Linked DNA regions of Homo sapiens: region 1 is linked to region 2. A link is a loop called in an ENCODE intact Hi-C map of the cell type or tissue named here. Cell type or tissue: sigmoid colon. All regions are shown on one strand. Links, peaks and the distances in the headings refer to the core of each region. The heading gives the core; the rest is flanking DNA.

What was found. Hi-C counts contacts between places; a loop is a spot of excess contacts. Peaks named below come from ENCODE experiments on the same cell type or tissue, not always from the same donor. Only the 100,000 strongest peaks of a DNase experiment are listed, where the experiment ranks them.
Region 1: a loop joins it to region 2, with 4 times the contacts of the local background. A loop is called at or near these places in 7 of 110 quality-filtered maps.

Annotation. Positions count from the first base shown.
Region 1 is chr17:60,063,620-60,066,542 of GRCh38, forward strand. HEATR6 (HEAT repeat containing 6) reads right to left here. Exons shown (of 20, transcript NM_022070.5): 9 at 2,590-2,767. It also overlaps the pseudogene LOC100422693. Among named protein-coding and RNA genes, the nearest start is that of HEATR6, 14 kb to the right of the region's middle. In sigmoid colon, for the core only: no CTCF peak of the experiment used is centred there; no DNase peak of the experiment used is centred there.
Region 2 is chr17:59,683,970-59,686,880 of GRCh38, forward strand. It overlaps CLTC (clathrin heavy chain), which reads left to right. Exons shown (of 32, transcript NM_004859.4): 28 at 1-16; 29 at 1,087-1,257; 30 at 1,618-1,839. Among named protein-coding and RNA genes, the nearest start is that of PTRH2, 22 kb to the right of the region's middle. RefSeq lists an enhancer at 1-416 and a silencer at 1,079-1,373. In sigmoid colon, for the core only: no CTCF peak of the experiment used is centred there; no DNase peak of the experiment used is centred there.

The sequences.
Region 1 (2,923 bases), core at 102-2,601, 380 kb after region 2:
AAGTAGCCTCTGTTTATTGTTGGCATTCTGACTGGAAGAGTCTAATCACCTTTCCTTCTGTCCATTTGTCTTTAGAAAATTTCTTAGTACACCAGTTAAAATTGTGCTTCCAGCTGAGTATGCCATGGGTCATATCAGACCTGCCATAAACTCAAAACTAATCACTAAGCACTTCAATGACAAGATAAACTACAGTTGTCTTATTTAATCCTGGCTAAGAGGAACTCCAGCCATCTAACTCTATATGCACAAGGAGCACCTGAGATGACCACTTGGCCTGGAGTCATGGCAGCTCTTTTAACCTGGTCAATCCAGAATGCTGTTCCATTCTAATTACATGATCTGTTATTTTTAATTTTAATGCACATAACTTTCTAGAAGTCTTTATTTTAAAAGCCTGTCCCACTGGGCCGGGTGCGGTGGCTCAAGTCTATAATCCCAGCACTTTGGGAGGCCAAGGCAGGCACATCACCTGGGGTCAGGAATTCCAGACCAGCCTGACCAACATGGAGAAATCCCATCTTTACCAAAAATACAAAATTAGCCAGGCATGGTGGTGCATGCCTGTAGTCCCAGCTCCTCGGGAGGCTGAGACAGAATTGCTTGAACCCGGGAGGCAGAGGTTGCAGTAAGCTGAGATCTCACCATTGCACTCCAGCCTGGGCAACAAGAGCAAAACTCTGTCTCAAACAAACAAACAAACAAACAAACAAAAGCCTGTCCCATGACATCACCTACCACAACACTTTTTTCTAGCATATGTCTTGGTGCACAGTTAATCACACTATGGACAGACTGCAAAGGTATGCTCCAAGCTCTGTTGTAAACAATAATTACCACACTTATTTAAACCCTTCCAAGCTAACACTTGATTAAAAGAATCTCTTAAGTACGATCATTTCACTTGCCATTACACTGAACTAATTTAATTTCTTTCATCTTTTAAAATCCACTTTAAGTAGGATGACTTTTTTTTTTTTTTCTCTAGGATTTTCTTGTGGCTTTTTGTACTGGATCTACAACATCTCCAGAAGGAAGTTCTGTATCTTTTTTCCTCAGCACATCTCTTGCATTCACCAAAGTTAAACAGCAAGAACAAGTCTAAAAGGTACCTAAATCAAGGAGATGGATAAGACCACTTTGCAATAGGTGAAATTTCTCATGGCACTTTAAGTGAAATGTAAACATTTAAAAATATATGAAGATATAAACATCATGAAAATTATTCCAATTCATTTTCATCAGCTATGACCTCATAACCTTTTTGTATTCCTGTTCTAAACCCCCGTGTCCCACATCCCCTTGGCTGGGCAGCTGTGATAAAGGTGATAAAGCTGGGCTGCTTCTTGCTCCACAGCACCATCTCGTTGGCCACTGCTGGCAGCTCCCCTAGCTGGAGGGTCTTCAAATATATATTTTCAATATTTTTAGTAGCTTTTATTTCAATTACTCTAATGGCTTCATTACTGATTTATTTGCCACCACTCATTTTTCCATTTTTCTCCTAGGTTCTCATTCACTATTGATTTAGTTAATTTGTAAAATTTCTGCCAGTTTAATTTCCTAGGATAAGGAGTATTTGAAATACCCCACAAGTCATTTTTTTGCGTGTATATAAAATTGAGGCTAATTTATTTTTCTTTACCTTGTAAAAGCTTCTGATGGGTCATCCAGAAATTTTCTTATATAGTAAGTTACTCAAGGAGATGACTCATATGGAATTCCAACGTATTGTGGGTTACCACCCCTGACCCCTTAAGGAATAATCTTAAAAACAGAAAAGGAACAATATGCTGTTGGCCTAATTAAAACTCCTCTTTGTGGGTAGCTGGTTACCTGAGGACACCCAGATGCCATTCAGCATGACTTTTTAATGTTCATTATTGTAAACAGCAGGCTATTTTCCTTACTTGGTTAAGTGGCTAAATTCTGGAGAAGAATTAACATATTCAAGCGAGGCAAATATTTGATAAGCCATGAGATATCTTGCTATAGCTATCCATGCCTGCCAATCATTTTTTTCTTCTTTTTAAAAATAAGTTTTTCTCATTAAAATATGTAAATATTTATTACACATGATTTGAAAACTAGAAAAGTTGCAAGAAAAAATCATGTTTGGGATCCTACTGTATACATAATTCTATATCCTGTGTTTTCACAGAACATTTTGGGCATTTTTCTAAGCCTTATGCATCCTTCATAGCCATTATGTACCATGATATTCTACTGAGTTGTTTAAGCCATTTCTGATGTTTTCTTATTATAAATACCACAGCAATCAACATTTTCATAAAAGGAAGAGAAGCACAGCTGCTTCAGTGCAGTTCAAGGGAGACACCAAAGTTAGAATTCAGTGTGCTCAGGCTTCAAGCAAGCCCTGGGGCAGGAAGCGATCCTACATGATCAGCCTCAGTGTATTATTCACATAAGCCCACTTCCTATTTTCCTGTCTGTCCAGTGGTCAAGTCGGAACTTGGGTCAGTGTTACTAAGAGCTATATTCAGATCAGACAGGATAAGGCAGAGATAACAATAAGGATCTGTAAATTTTTTCTTCCTATTATAAAGCTTAGAGTTTAAATTCTCTTACCTTTGGAGAAGGGTCTTTCAATGTAAGAGTCATCAAGGACACTGACTGTGGGCTGCCAAGTTCAGGCGTATCAGGAATAAAAGCTGACCAGTAGCCATAAAGAACTTTTTTTTCTATCGATTTTATAGTAGAAAGAAAACAAACTAAGGCTCCTTGGCGAACTTTAGCTTGGTAAGACCTTTCATAACCAAGAGAAAAAAGAAAAAACACTTAAAAAATCATTTTTTTAAAAAAAATGCAAACATGAAATGGTATTTATTTCCACCAATTCAAATGATACATTCAAAAATTAAACATTCTAAATAATTCCTAAAGATGTCAATGTGTTATTAAA
Region 2 (2,911 bases), core at 1-2,500:
AGAAGAAGATTATCAGGTAAAACCTTTTGATTCTTGCACATAATCTCAAGACTCATAAAGTTATGTTTTCCCATTTTTTAAAAAAGCCATTATCCTTTAGGATTGTAAACAGTAGGTGCTTGCATACCTAGGATCTAAATTTAGTAAGATTTCAGGATTGATAAATCTTCTAATTAAGTGCCAAGTTTTCAGAATTTTGCTCAGATCTTGTATAAGATACTGCTTTTGAAAAAAATGATATGATTACTTTATCTCTAACATCTAGATTGTAGGTAGAGTCAAAAATGTCTTTGACCACTTAACTAATTCATAAAATTTATTTGGTATTAACTATATTTATTCACCATTTTTCTTGCCTACTGTTTTATTAGTGTTTGTATAAACTTTCTCTTATGAAGGATTTCACAAGCAAAAGTGAAGTAGAGTTAAGCTTAAGCTACTTGCCTTTTTTTCTCTCTCTTCATTTTCTTTGAGGCTCAGCGCATGCAGATCTGTACTGCTGCCATGCTGAGTTTTATCAGAAGTTTCTCTAGAGCACAGAATCTTGCCCTCCATGCCAGGCGTGGTGACTCACGCCTGTAATCCCAGCACTTTGGGAGGCCAAGGCAGGCGGATCACGAGGTCAGGAGATCGAGACCATCCTGGCTAACACAATGAAACCCCGTCTCTACTAAAATACCAAAAAAATTAGCCGGTTGTGGTGGCACGTGCCTGTAGTAGCAGCTACTCGGGAGGCTGAGGCCGGAGAATCGCTTGAACCCTAGAGGCAGGTTGCAGTGAGCCCAGATTGCATCACCACTGCACTCCAGCCTGGGCAACAGAGGGAGACTCCATCTCAAAAAAAAAGAAAAAAATCTTGCCCTCCAAATTAGAAATATTGTCCATTTCATAGCCATATGTTAGTCCTTGATAGTGAAAATCTTGGAGAAAATGGTATCTTTAGGTAAAATGAAAAATCATACCTTTTGATGCTTGAATCTAGGTGTCATATTACATGTTACCATCTAAGGGGCTCATTGATTGAGAACGGAATATAATGTTAAACAAAATACTGATCTGGCATTTGGATGGCTTTTTTTTTTTAAGGCTCTGCGAACATCAATAGATGCTTATGACAACTTTGACAATATCTCGCTTGCTCAGCGTTTGGAAAAACATGAACTCATTGAGTTCAGGAGAATTGCTGCTTATCTCTTCAAAGGCAACAATCGCTGGAAACAGAGTGTAGAGCTGTGCAAGAAAGACAGCCTTTACAAGGTTGATAAAGTTGCGGGGCAGGGGCTGTTTTAAACCAGGCCTAAAATGGTGTTACAAGTGATTATAATCTATAAATAAAAGTATTGGTTTTGTGAATATGAGAGCTGACTTTAAGGCAATTTAAGTTAATGGATTTCTTGATTCTAGGGGCTCTCTTATGTTAAGGTCAAACTTGTCTGGGGAAAAAAAAGCTTTTAGCTTATCTCTTCTTTGAAAATTTTAATTTAAATGATACAACTAGGAGGCTTTTTTCCCCTTGCAAAACCAGATTTATATTGGAAAGTTTCCATTGTTTTTCTTGGTTTACTAGTTCAGTATGTGGGGTCTAATGTTTTTGACTTTCACTATTTCTTTGAATAGGATGCAATGCAGTATGCTTCTGAATCTAAAGATACTGAATTGGCTGAAGAACTCCTGCAGTGGTTTTTGCAGGAAGAAAAAAGAGAGTGCTTTGGAGCTTGTCTGTTTACCTGTTACGATCTTTTAAGGCCAGATGTCGTCCTAGAAACTGCATGGAGGCACAATATCATGGATTTTGCCATGCCCTATTTCATCCAGGTCATGAAGGAGTACTTGACAAAGGTAATGACTCTTCTAAGTGTATTCAGAACTAGTTTCCTTGCATGTAAAATTCTACATGCACATTAATTTTTTTAAATGCTTTTTTCTTTAGTAGAAGTAAGTCATTTAGTCGATCATAAAATATTCCTGTTCTTTTGAAATTTTTTTTTAATAGCTGACAAATGACACTGATTGGAAGGGGAACTCAAATGTAGCTGTTTACCCTCAGTGTATTTATGAGGGTGAAAATAATCTATGTATTTTTTTATTTAAAAAACTTTGATAAATTTTATTTCAAAATAGTATTTTTCTCAAAATCAGTTCTTGTGACTCAAATATTCATGACTAGTATTGTAGATTCCCTTTTATTTGGTTGGTTCCTGACTTTAATGATGTCTATGCCTGTTTCCCCTGGGGAAGCTGCATGTATATTCTTAACATCCTTTTAATCTTCACAATTTTTTTGATAGTTTAACCCCTGATTTAAAAATACCATAGGAGGTGAACATGGGAAAAAAAAAACAAGCTGGGGGTCTAATTGCCTTATAACATTCACTATTCGTCTTAGTGTCCTTTTTTGATGTATGAATTTACTCACCCTATCTTCAGCAGTTACTAGCTGTCTCTCTGTAGAACATTTTTAAATGGTTTTAGAGGATCCTTTTCGTCAAAGCAAAAAACATGATTAAAATCAGAGTCTCACATCTGATTCCTTCAGCCTGCCTGAGTTGGGGGGATGGGAGGGTGAAGAAGCGCTACCAACAACCCCTCCCATACTGAATTTTTCCTCAGGATACCATTTAATTAGATACCATTGTGTCTGTTTAAAGTTTTTAAAGAATTAACATTTTCTGTATTCAATGTAAGAGAAAAAACATGTTGCCTTATCTTAGCCATAGATGAGAATAGCTTCTTAAACATAATGCCAACTTGTGAGACCTGTCTTTAAGCTGCTGTTAACCTAAGTGCTGTAAATTTTTCTAGTGATTAAGCTGCTTTCTTTCATACTGTAGCATAAATTCTTCTGCATTAAGCTTTGAAGTTACACAAAATTCTAAATTTTGCTTCCAGTATGCCCTTTATTTTCACTTCT